Linked DNA regions of Mus musculus: all the other regions are linked to region 3. Evidence: chromatin contacts called from ENCODE Hi-C or POLR2A ChIA-PET data. All regions are on one chromosome and are shown on one strand. Each heading gives the region's core, a stretch centred on a gene start or an enhancer-like site at or near the end of the contact. The rest is flanking DNA. Distances are from core to core; before and after follow the strand shown.

What was found. A loop is a pair of places that touch in the nucleus more often than their neighbours do. ChIA-PET counts read pairs that join two places held with the same protein, here RNA polymerase II (POLR2A).
Region 1: a loop to region 3 is called in a map of heart, with 4 times the contacts of the local background. The contact joins the enhancer-like site here to the promoter of Azin1 in region 3. A Hi-C loop is called at or near these places in 5 of 37 maps with a recorded cell type or tissue (heart, left cerebral cortex and v-Abl transformed pro-B cells). POLR2A ChIA-PET finds 5 or more read pairs at or near these places in 3 of 5 experiments (Patski and embryonic stem cell).
Region 2: POLR2A ChIA-PET joins it to region 3 with 24 read pairs in embryonic stem cell. The contact joins the enhancer-like site here to the promoter of Azin1 in region 3. POLR2A ChIA-PET finds 5 or more read pairs at or near these places in 3 of 5 experiments (Patski and embryonic stem cell).

The regions. Positions count from the first base shown.
Region 1 is chr15:38,561,185-38,565,515 of GRCm38, forward strand. The region is part of intron 2 of 2310043O21Rik (RIKEN cDNA 2310043O21 gene); the gene reads right to left. Among named protein-coding and RNA genes, the nearest start is that of 2310043O21Rik, 32 kb to the right of the region's middle. Within about 2 kb of position 1,688, at least 2 of the 3 ENCODE cell types and tissues checked have a DNase peak (open chromatin) inside an H3K27ac peak, as active enhancers do; they include heart, where a contact is called at or near this core.
Region 2 is chr15:38,465,417-38,469,805 of GRCm38, forward strand. No RefSeq gene overlaps it. Among named protein-coding and RNA genes, the nearest start is that of Gm41308, 5.6 kb to the right of the region's middle. Within about 2 kb of position 3,052, at least 3 of the 3 ENCODE cell types and tissues checked have a DNase peak (open chromatin) inside an H3K27ac peak, as active enhancers do.
Region 3 is chr15:38,517,967-38,521,805 of GRCm38, forward strand. Azin1 (antizyme inhibitor 1) reads right to left here and starts at 1,300. Exons shown (of 12, transcript NM_018745.5): 1 at 943-1,300.

The DNA of each region.
Region 1 (4,331 bases), core at 438-2,937, 44 kb after region 3:
TTGAGTTCACGGCCATCCACCTGAGTCTGCTTTCTGAGTACTGGGATTAGAGGGATGTGCTACCCCACCCATTATCGGTTTTCAATTTTAAGACCTGTTCTCCTGTAGCCGAGGCTGGTCTTGAACTCCTGCTAGAGTCCTATGTGCTTGCCTCCACCCAGAATCCCACCTGTCACTCTGCCCAGGGCTTTCTGTTTGTTTGTTTAATTTATTACATATATTAATAATATATAGCAGTGGGTTTCCTTATGACATTTTCATACATGTATATTATGTATTTTGCTTATGTTCACCACCACTACCCTCTCTTGTTCCACTCCAACTTCCACTGACTCCAGATCTACTTCCTCCTTCCAACAGGTCATCCTTCTACTTTCGTATGTCTGTGTATGTGTGTGTGTGTGTGTGTGTGTACACCTGCGTGAGAGAGAGAGTGTGTGTGTGTATTTGAGTATGTGTGCATGTGAGTATGTGTCTGAGTGTGTGTGTAAAAGTAGGCGTGTGTCTAAGAGTAGTTGTGTATGTGAGTGTGTGTATGAGTGTGAGTGTATAAAAGAGTGTGCCTACCAAGGTTATTTATAGAATATAGATGAAGGGCTATTTACAGAAGTGTGGGCAACTTACCCATAGCTATACCATGGAAGAAAAATCCTTTCTCCAAACAAATACCTATACTATCTACCTATAAATTCTCAGAGAAGGACTTCATCTCTGGTCCTTCTGAAAGAGTAGGACCCAAGCGCTCTCCCTTCCTCCCTCTCCCTTCCCCTTCCTGCCCTGCTTAGACAGAGTCTCACTATGTAGCTCTGGCTGTCCAGAAACTCATTCTGTAGATCAAGCTGATTTCGAACTCACAGAGTTCCACCTGTCTCTGGGTCCTGGGATTGAATGTGTGTGCCACCCACCTGGCCCTTCCTCTGCTCTTTCATTTGTTTTAATCCCCCTTCTCTAGGTTGTCCCTGAGCCTTGAAAGGAGAATATGGATGTCCCAGTTAGAGCTGAGAGACAGGATGTTTGTATGTGGCCCAGGCTTGCTTGAAATGGGGAGTCACTGCCTCGGCCTCCCACGTCCTGGGATTCTAACGGTGTGCTATTACACCTGGTTTTGTCTCCACAATGAAGTCTCCCGGTTCTGACCTCTGACCAACACCAGAGCTCTGCAGTAAGACTGGTAGTTGGTGGCATCTGGATATCTTGCTAGGTACTCAAAGTTTTGTCTGAATAAAATTTGCCAATCTGGGGTTGGAAAATTAACACCCTGGAATGGGTCTCCAGAAGATTCTGAGCCTGCACTAAAGTTGGATCAGCATTGTTCTGATCCAGGTCAGCATGGTCTCTGCAAGCCGCTACAACAACCCCCAGCTGCTCCCCTTATTCATTCTCTCACCACACTGTCATCTGTTCTCTCCTAGTAGCTAGAGTTATCCAGAGAGCTGGGGATATAGTTCAGTTGGTAGAACACTTGCTTGAGGTCCTGTATTCAATCCTTAGCTATCCACAAACCTTGCAACATAGTGAATTCCAGACCAGCCTGGGCTGCTGATGTGAGGGTGGTCCCCATCTCAAAATGCAAAAAGCAAACAAAGCCAAAGTTATTTTTCACCATCCAAGTTGGCAAAGACTGACAGCCGCTGCTATTGTTGGTACACACAGGAATGCTGGTGGGAGGGAAAGCATGTTGGCAGCAAAGTCGCAACGGAGCATACGGCTAGCTCAGCCAGGTTCTCTAGGAAATTGTGTTACACTGGACCTGGGGCATATGAGGAACGGTATCTGTGCTGCACTAGGAGACAGCTTAAAAGACCCAGAGCCTGACCTGGTTAAATAGGTTCATGGCTAGCAGACCCACAGGGTGAAAGCATTTGTTAATGATTTAGGACTCTTCCCTTCCAGGTTCCTAGGAGAAAAGGGGAGCTACAGGGCTGTCAGAACAGGACAGAACTGGCCAAGAGAACGGAGAAAGGCTTCTCTGTACTTAGATTTGTTTCCTGTGTTTTCAGCAATTTTTAATTATGTGCTTTGGGAACTTTTTTTTTTTTTTTTTTAAGAACATGCACACTCGTGTGTGTGTGTGTGTGTGTGTGTGTGTGTGTGTGTGTGTGTCTACCGGCTGAATCCGAGACATTGACCCCAGGATAAGTGCTAAGCATCATTCTGCTAAGTCATCTCACAAGCCCCTCCCCCACTGCTCTTTTAGACACCTCCCTCCCTCGCACTGTCCTTTAAAATGGTGACCTTAAACTCTGCTGCAAAAATTATCTTGAACTCTCAACCTTCCCATCCTCACCTCTCAAGTGCTGGGATTGCATGAATGCTTTACTGGATTGGGCTTCATATTCTCTCTCTCTCTCTCTCTCTCTCTCTCTCTCTCTCTCTCTCTGTGTATGTGTGTGTCCATGTTCACATGTGACTATGTATGTGCCTGTGGGTGGAAAGAGGTTAATATAGGGTGTTGATTCCCAGGAGCTAGCTGTATGTTTTCTGAGATAGGGTCTCTCACTGAGACCTATGGTTCAGACATTCACTTGGGCTGGCTGACTAGAGAGCCCCAGGGATACTCTTGTCTTTATCTCTCTGGGGCTGGGATTATAAACAAGAACAACCACACTGGCTTTTAACTTGTGTGGTGGTTTGAATGAGAATGCCACCCCCCTCCACCCTCCCACCCCATCCCACTCCCGGACTGGAGAGATGGCTCAGCAGTTAAAAGCACTGACTGTTCTTCCAGAGGTTCTGAGTTCAATTCCCAGCAAGCACATGGTGGCTTACACCATCTGTGATGGGATCTGATGCTCTCTTCTGGTGTATCTAAAGACTGCTACAGTGTATTCACATAAAATAAATAAACAAATCTAAGAAGAAGAAGAAGAAGAAGAAGAAGAAGAAGAGGAAGAGGAAGAGGAAGAGGAAGAGGAAGAGGAAGAGGAAGAGGAAGAGGAAGAAGAAGAAGAAGAAGAAGAAGAAGAAGAAGAAGAAGAAGAAGAAGAGAATGCACCCCTCCCCATTGGCTCATATGTTTGAGTACTTGGTCCCCAGTTGGTGGAACTGTTTGGGAAGGATTAGGGGGTGTGGCTTTATTGGAGGAAGAGGTCAATGGGCATGGGCTTTGAAGTTGAAAAGACTCCTGCCATTTCCAATGTAATTCTTTCTGTCCCCTTCCCTTTCCAACCATGTGAGCACTCAGCTGCCTTTGCACTGCCATCATAGACTCTAACCCTCTGGTGCTGTAAGCCCAATTAAATGTCTTCTGCTGCAAGAAGTCATTCTTTGGTCCTGGTGTCACATCACTGCCTTGAAAGAAAGAGACAGACATGGGTGCTGAAGTTTGAACTCAGGCTCTCACATTTATCCAGCAAGCACACTACCAACTGAGTCACCTTCACAGCACTTCCTATTATTTTCTTTTTGGGAGCGGTTCAAGACAGAGTTTCTCTGAGTATCCCTGGCTGTCCTAGAACCAATGGCCGTAGACCAAGCTGGCCTTGAATTCACAGAGATCCTCCTTTCCTCCACCTCACCCCCAAACCCTTCCTTCCTTCCTTCCTTCCTTCCTTCCTTCCTTCCTTCCTTTCTTTCTTTCTTTCTTTCTTTCTTTCTTTCTTTCTTTCTTTCTTCCTTTCTTTCTTTCACCCAGTAAGTCCAATCTTGTTTTACCTATACATACATAGGCGTGGAGCCATTTCCTGAAGAACGGGCAACTTACCAGTGGATACAGCCTCCCCACTCCCTCCCACCACACACACAAGACTTATGCTCTCCTTCCTCTTTCCTCCATCAGCTATTAACCACCTCAACTAGAGGTAGGATCTCCCTGTCCCTTTTGGAATGTTTACCAGCCTGTTCTTGTTGCAGGTAACCACAGCTGCTTGTAAATTTGAGAGTGCCATGACCATGCCATATCCAGAAGGCAGAAATTCCCAGCATGCCTCATTCCCGGCTCGTACATCCTTCCTCCTCCTCTTCTGCGATGCTCCTAAGCCTGGGGTCATCTGCGAAGGCTGCTACTTAGGGATGAGCAACACTGTCACTTCTCAGCATGTTGACTGCTTGAGTCTCTGCATTAACTGCTGCCCATTGCAAAAGGAAACTTCTCTGACTGCAGCTTAAAGAAGCACAAACCTATGGGTTTAACTATAAATAGTTAGGAGGCAATTTAACAACATAACCATAGCAAAACGATAATAGTAGGTTCCTCAAGAGCCTTTGACCTCCCCAGCCATGGGCTTCGACCAGGGTTACAGTACCAAGAATGTGGTAAGAGGTATAGTGGAAGTCTGTTTTCAAACCTGCACTTACGTATTTGTGCAGATTTGCATGTGTGCACACACACA
Region 2 (4,389 bases), core at 1,802-4,301, 51 kb before region 3:
CTGACGATGAAAAGTGAAATCACCGCAAAGAACCTACTACTAAACAGGTCCACAACCTCGTTTTCCTATTAACCTTCTCTCTTCTCTACTAGAAGGCTAGAGGGAGGCTTTAGAGGTTAGGAACCCTGAATAAAGTAGGCTTAGAGAAAAATCTAAGCCTACAATCCCCTACCTCCATCATGGTCAGTAACAGAGCACTTTCTTGGCATGCATGGGGCTCTGGGTTTGATTCCCAGAACCCCAAATTTAAAAGGGAACCAGTTAATGTGGGAAGATTGATACTAAAGCTGGATAGCACCATTCCTTAGGTTTTGGGTCTTGAACTGAATACAAAGAGAGACACCCACTCATCTCCTGCTTCTGGCCTATGGGTACAATGTGACCAGCTGCCTTCAGTTCCTGCTTCTGGCCTATGGGTACAATGTGACCAGCTGCCTTCAGCTCCTGCTTCTGGACTATGGGTACAATGTGACCAGCTGCCTCTTCTTTCTGGGTCCATGACTTCTCCACCAAGACCCACTGCACCCTAAAAGCCAAAATAAACCTTTGTCCTTAAATTGCTTTTGTTGGGTCTTTTTGTTTGTTTGCTGTATTTTTCAAAACAGGGTTTCTCTGGCTGTCTTGGAACTAGACCCGTGACAAGGCTGGCCTGGAACTCACAGGGATTCTCCTGCCTCTGTCTCTATCTCTACCTCCTGAGTGCTGGGATTTAAGGTGTGCCCAGCCATATGAGTAGTTTTTAAGCAATTATTAAGTGTCCACTAGATCATCATGGAACTTCTATGGTTCTCACAAGAGCTATTACAAGATATATATTTGGGGCTAGAGAGATGCCTCAGTGGTTAAGAGCACTAGCTGCCCTTCCAGAGAACCAAGGATTCAGTTCCCAGAACCCACATGGCATTTAAAAGCCATCTATAACTCCTGTTTCAGGGGATCCAGAACCTTCTGGCCTCTGCAGGCACCAGGCATGAGATATATGCCTCAACACATGTTTTCTTTTCTTTAAAACACACACGCGTGCGCGCGCGCGCGCACACACACACACACACACACACACACACACACACACACACACACAGAGTCTCTGTCCATTGCTCCTAGCACAAAGCTCTGAAGGCTTATCCTTTCTTGGATGGCATTGGTGACAGTATTTCTCTCCTGCCACTTGGGAATTTTCTGGGTTCTATAAATGTCTTTTCTTCTAAGGAGTCTTGCAGTCTCAGGAGCTGCTCTCCAGAGAGTCCAGGCCGTGATTGGAAGTTGGGACTTTCAGTTGCAGCTGGAAACACAGGCAATAATGAAGCCTGTAATGGCAGTGAAGGCTCTCTGAGAAATCCCTGGACAGTGAGCACGGGAGAGTTCCAGGGGATGCTGCAGGCCTAAAGTCAACAAAGGCATGCACATTCACCATCGCTTTCTTTGTACTTAGCTCTACACACCTTTTCCACCGGAGTTCATCTGTGTTCTTGATGTGTGGTCTTGAGAGTCCCTTATAACCCTTGCCCCCACCCTTTAATCCCTTTAAACAGACACATGCGGATGCTTGCCTGAGTTTGTGATCACGCCTCAGAAGGGGTCAGCTTATAGACCAGCTGGTAGACATTCTGGAAGTGAGTCTCCTATTGGTATCTGAAGGAGGGCACAATTTTATAATACTGAGCCTTTAACTTATAGGACCTGACTTCATTCCTGGTAGACAGTGTCAGAAAAGAATTTTAACTGCAGTGCCCTAGCTGGTGCTGGAGAACTGGTTATTGTGGAAAATCCCAACATGTGGTCAAAGACTGTGAGTAGAGTATTGTTTTTCTCTTTTACGTAAAACAAATTATCTCTGTTTTACAAGTTAACAAAGCAAAAACAGGCTGTAGAGCTGGTCCATCAGTCAAGGACATTGCTCTCCCAGTGAACCCAGTTCCCAGCACCCACATGGTAGCTCACAACTGTTTGGAACTCCAGTTCTGAGAATCAACACCTCTTCTAGCCTTTAAAGGTACTACACATAGTACAGGCAAGACACCCATGTAAATAAATAAAAAAAAAATAACAGAAAAGCAAAAACCATGGCTCAAAAAAAAAGCACATGGCCCAAGGTGACAGCGCTTGTTTATGAAGGGACACTGCCTGTCTACTTCATTAGATAGTCAAGTCTGACAGCAGAATTCTAGTGGGGTGGCAAACACTAAGCAGGGACCCCAACCCTTCGGAGGCAGACCTGTCCCCTCAATCATCACTTCTAACATCTGTGGCGATGTAGACTTTTGCCATGTGACTATCAGAAATTCAGTTGTCTCATAGTTTTTGTTTGTTTGGTTTTTTCGAGACGGTTTCTCTGTGTAGCCCTGGCTGTCCTGGAACTCACTTTGTAGACCAGGCTGGCCTCGAACTCAGAAATTTGCCTGCCTCTGCCTCCCAAGTGCTGGGATTAAAGGCGTGCACCACCACTGCCTGGCCAGTTATCTCATAGTTTATCTCAGCCTTAACACACTTGTTCTTGAGAAGCCCTTTATTGTGCATACGAGCAACTGCACTTTTACATTATTATTACTATCATTAACAGTATTATAGAATAATACTGTTAATGATAGTAATAATAATAATAATAGGGGTGATGGGGTCTTGCATATGCTGAACCCATGATTTCCTAGTTAGCTACAACCTAGCCCCAGGAATCTTATAATTAAAATTTAGTAGCACCCCCACCCTCCCTTCATTTTCAAGATGTAGACTTACACTGGCCCTTTACCACAGCTAGTGAGCTCAGCGGGCCAGGCTCACTATGCTCCTGAAGGGCTGAGTATCGGTGAGGTGCAGCCACATTGCACTGGCTCCCTGCCCTGGATCCAACTACATAGGTAAGCATCTAGCTCTCTGATTTGATTGGTCACTGTGGTCAACGGTGAAGTGGAAAATGCTGGGCTGTTTGATCAGACAAGGAAGAGTTGGTGGGGTTCAAAGGCCCAGATAAGGTTGTCTTGTAAGCAGTCACAGCAAAGAGGAAGCTCTGTCAGAAACAAAGAATGCTTCCAAGGGCAGATTGCAGGCAAGAGGGGGCCAGAGCTGGCAGCTAACTCACTTCCTCCAGGAGGCCCGGCAAGAGTGAGCTGCACAGATGAAGTTCTTTCTTCTCGGAACATGAAACACAGCAGGGCAAGCCAGGCATGTTAGGAGTCATGTGGAGGTCTCAGGGCCATTCAAACTTACTGGAGCAAACAGCTCTACACAGAGTAGGTAAGTGTCACCTGGGCTGGGCCCAAGGCAGAAGTGGGAGAAGCTGCTTCCAAAGAGCTTGGGCTCTGAGCCTGGATAATGCAGAAGCTACAAGTTGTGCAGTCTTTCTTACACCTACACTTGATCCAAAGCGAACCCTCAGTGATCCAGCCCACGATGTTCCCTGAAGGGCGACCTAGGGCCTTGACCCCTCCCACTTTCCAGACCATCTCTGGACACTATTTCTTCCTCTGATGTCACGTCTGGTCCCAGATCAGCAAATTAGACACCTTTGTTTCCCAAGAGCTGCCATTCTTAAGTCTTCTTCAGGAAAAAAGAAGAAGAAGGAGGAGGAGGAGGAGGAGGAGGAGGAGGAGGAGGAGGATGAGGAGGGTGGGTAGGGGATGGGGGGTGGGGGAACACTTCCTAGAAGTCTAGTTCAATGCTATTTCCAACTAGATTGGATTGTCAGAAATGAGCCGCCCACCCTTGAAAAGCACACTGGGGAAAAGGCTGCCCAAACGCAGTAGGTGCACCCTGCCTGAAGTCTAGGTGAAAGTCTCCCAGGGCAAGGGGAAGCTCACACAGTCCCTGTCAAGACATCAATGACGTTTTGCCAGGACAGATCCAGACTGGTTCTGAAAGCCCAGCTGTTGTCCTGCTCCTGCCTACAAGGGGAGACACAGACACCTCCCTCCCCAGACTGGCACCATTAATTAAGTGGTGGCTCTGAGAAAAACAGCAAGTGAAATCCAGGAAAGCGGCTCAGCATGAACTCCCGCTGGGGCCCACAGTCTTACTCATCCCGGTCCCAGATGGATCTTAGAGGCGCGGGTCTAGGGGAGAAAACCAAGCGCCTGTAGACATTTGCTGTCCTCCGTGTCCTGGCTCCTCCTCACCCTGCCTTCCTGTTTGCCCTGGTAAGGGAAAACTGCTGGAGTTAGAGAAGCTTCCAGAAGGTGCATGTTTCTTATGGTTTTTCCTTGACTGTTCCATTTCTGGCTGGAGAAGAGTTAGGCCTTGTGCCTTCTGGGTAAGTATTCTACCACGAAGCATCATCTTCTGTCCCCAGAGCTCATGTTTTGCTTTCCTTGTGCCTCCCAGACACAGAGCCGCCTCTCTGATTGGCTACTGGGCAGACGCGGAGGCAGCTCAAAGCACCCAGACATGCCTAGCCTT
Region 3 (3,839 bases), core at 50-2,549:
TCCACCACAAAACTGAGTTCAATCTGTTCAAACATCCTGAGGCTGTAAACAGTGTAAACTGCTTGCTTCGTTCAGCCAGTAACACACGTTCATGATACTTAATACCATAAAACGTTTAAACACTACTAACCGCTGGCAGCCAACAGAGTCCTTGATAAGCCGCATCAACCTACCCTTCGCCCTCTTTCTGCCCCGCGATCACAGCTAGGACCAGAAAACGAAGCCATGGTGACTAATCTCCAGGCTTCAGGAGGTGACTGGGGTAAGTGAAAGCGACTTGGCCCAATCAGGAGAGCCGCAGGGGCGGGTCAGCAGCGCCGAGGTTTCCAGAAAGGGCCAAAGGCCTATTCGCTTGCTACTTGACACCGGGGCTTCCCCGCCGCCGGCCCCGAGTGAGGTCAACTTTCCACCGCCAGAGGGGGAGCGCGCACTCCGCACCCCCTCTCCCGCCCGCAAGAATCCAGCCTCCTCCCAGCTGTCACCAGATGCCGGCTCGAGGCCCGCCCCGCTCCATTCATAACCCGGAGCCCCGGCCGCCGCAGCCCGTCCACTCCGCACCACAACCCCCTGCAGGCACTGAGACAGGGAGAGGGCGATGGGACCCCCAGCCCTCCAGGCTGCCGCCGGACCCCCTCCCCGGAAACAGCAATGCACCACGGGAGTGGGGTGGGGGCCGCATGCCGCCGAGAGGGAACAGCGACCACCGCCAGCCTGCCCCCGAGCGCGGCCCCACGCGCACACGCCCCCTCGCTCAACCGCGGCTGTCGGCTGCCGCCCTGGGTCGCGAGGCGCCGGCCGCCGCCCGGGCCACCGGCAGCCGCCACACACGCCGCCGGCCGCCATGTTCGAGGCCGCCGGCTGCGGGGCACTGCGGGGACACCGAGGGCGGCGTGGCCCAGCCCAGGCGCCGGACCCTCCCGCGCCCCTAAGTCCGGTACTCACGTGAGATAACGGCCCAAAGAGTCGGGTAAAGCGTCTTCTCTTTTTCGGCGGAATTTTTAAAGAGGGATGTGGTTACCTTGAGCAGAAATACCCAAGGCGGCCTGGGCCATAGGCTGCGGGGACGACGTGGGGGAAACGCGCGGCACCGACACCAGCTGAGCAGCAGTGGCGGCGGCAGCCGAACTGGAGAAATGGAGCGGCGCGAGAAAAAGAAGAAAGGCGCGAACTGGGTGGGGAGAGGATTCAGCCTCGTCACTCCGCAGAGCAGCAGAGCGAGAAGGATGAGAAGAGCAGAGCAGGAGACAACCAGAGAGAAAAACGGAAACACCGCGGCGAGAGTTGAGCCAGAGAGTGTGGGAAGGCGGTGCCAGAGACGCCAGTATTTATACTCAGGGGGGCGGGGGCTGCTGACGTCACAGACGGCCGGTCGGCCGCACGACGGGGGTGGGGCCTGTGCCGCCGGGGAATGTGGGAGGGGCGGAAGGGGAAGGACAGCCTTGTGCAGTTAGGGGGCCGAAGGGCGGGACCACCGGGCCTGGCAGGTGCTGGCCCGGCGCTCGCTTCCCGCCCTCGCGCTGCAGCCGCTCCCCAGCGGGCTGCTAGTTTCGTAGGCGGGGCAGAGGGCGCGCGGCCCAGCGGATCGCGGATCGCGCCCTCGCCCTTGCGGCGCCTGCGCGCCACGCTAGCAGCCAACGATCCGCTTTGTGAGCCGGCAGCTAGTCCATGCTGACGGCAGCCTTCGGGACCGTCCTGGGTCCTCGGCTTACCGACTCCAGTATTTTAGGAGAGGAGGGTGTGCGCCATCACGGGGCTTTCTCGGTGCACTAGTTTATGTAACAACTGTATACTATGCCCGGGGACTGTATTCCGAGGGAGAGGTTCCCGCCTCTCCATGGGTTGCGGAGCTCCGTTATGAAAATGAGTTCCCCGTGGCCAGCAAGAACCAGTCCGGTGTGGTTACTGAGGCTTTGATCGTACCAGAATGTTCCTCCGTGTTCGCATGTTGCAATATGGTGCAGTAGATTTTTTTTTTAAATGTGGCTTTTCTTTCTTTGTCTTCATTTTCAAAAAGGGTTGATGCAGTCAGACCCAGCCCTATTAAAGCGGGGCCAGTGTTGCTGAAGTTACATGACTTAAAGGCACATCTCTTTAATCCTCTGCATTTCTCGTTTGAAGTCATTCTTTTTTTTTATTCTTTTGTTTTGTTTCTCCAGAAAGGCTTTCTCTGTGCAACCCAAGCTGTCCTGGAACTCCCTCTATATACCAGGCTAGCCTTGAACTCTGCCTGGTATATAGGTGCTCCTAGGTGCTCCTGCTAAAGGCACGTGCCACCACACCAGGGTTTCTCTCTAATCTTGTTTGTTTTGTTTTGTTTTTCTTCAGTTTTTCGAGACAGGGTTTCTCTGTATAGCCCTGGCTGTCCTGGAACTCACTCTGTAGACCAGACTGGCCTCGAACTCAGAAATCTGCCTGCCTCTGCCTCCCAAGTGCTGGGATTAAAGGCGTGCGCCACTACTGCCCGGCCGTTTTTTCTCTATTCTCTATTATTTAATAAACTTTTATTACTAAAGTAAAATGACGGATGTAGCCTCCCCCCTCCCCTTATATTTAAAATCCTTTTTCTAGCTGGATGAGGTGGTGCATGCCTTTAATCCCAGCATAAGAAGGCAGAAGCTGATGGATCTCTTGAGTTCAAAGTTAGCCTGGTTTCTAGACAGCTTGAGCTACACGTAGTGAAACCCTGTCTGGAAAAAGGAAAAACCAAAGGCCATTTTATCACTAGCAGTCAGTCCTAGCCTGCTAAATCTTTGCAACTCCAGACTCAGCACAATGAAGGGGAGGGACAGGCAGACAGGGCACTTCTCTGTAGCTGAAACTGACCTCCAAATAGCAAGTCTCCTGCCTCAATTTAAGGGGATTGAGATTACAGTCGTGTATTACCCTATTTATGATGCCCCTTCAACGTAAGATCTTTTAAAGTAAGACCCTGAACCCTCTCTCCTTCACATTCTTTCACTCCATTTATCTTGTAATCGGTACAGTAATTAATAAATCACCAAGGCAGAAAGAAAGGAAGAGCTCTTGCAGATTTGGTAAGGCCAGAATGTTTCAGAGGTAGAGAGTATTACAAGTTGGGAACTGTGAGCTCAGTTTCTGGTTTTTGTTTCCCCTATTTTTCTTGACATATCTTAGCTTTCTCTTACCTCCTCCCTCTCCATCCCTCTCTCCCCTCCCCTTTTCCTTTTTTGAGATAGGAAGTTAATATATTGCCCGTGCTGGCCTTGAATTCATGTCAGTCTTGACCTCTAGAGTTCTGGGATGTGAAGTTATGATCCACTGTGCTCAGTCTCTAACACTTTTGTTAAGTTCTGATCCATTTAAACTGCAGCAACTTCCCAAGGAGGCTCTTGCCCACATGAACACACCATTTGACATTTTGTTTGCAGTCTAGCAGGAGAAATGGAATGTTCGTAAAATAACCAAATTGTTGACAGATAACAAGGTAAATGCTGTAAGGAACCAAGTAGAAGGAAGAAATAACTTCATCTGAGAGAAAAGTTCTCAGGAAACAGTTCAGAGTGAATCTAGGGTCTATGTTCCAGGGAAACAGGATTCTGTCAAAGGAAGCAGATGAAAGAAAGGGCAGAAATGGGTGGGCTGGAGAACTGGGAGTGGCTTTCCCGTTCCACTCTAGAGGCATGTTTGCAAAGGAGATTAAATAAAAAGTTCTATTAGGGAGGGATTGATAAGGAATTAGAACTTACCCTTCATTCTAGAAACATTTTAAATAGGGACAATATTGAATATCGTACTGATAATGTCATATACATATGACTAAATACATATGATATGCTGCTAGTTTTTTTGATTCATGGTCTAACTATGTAGCCCAGGCC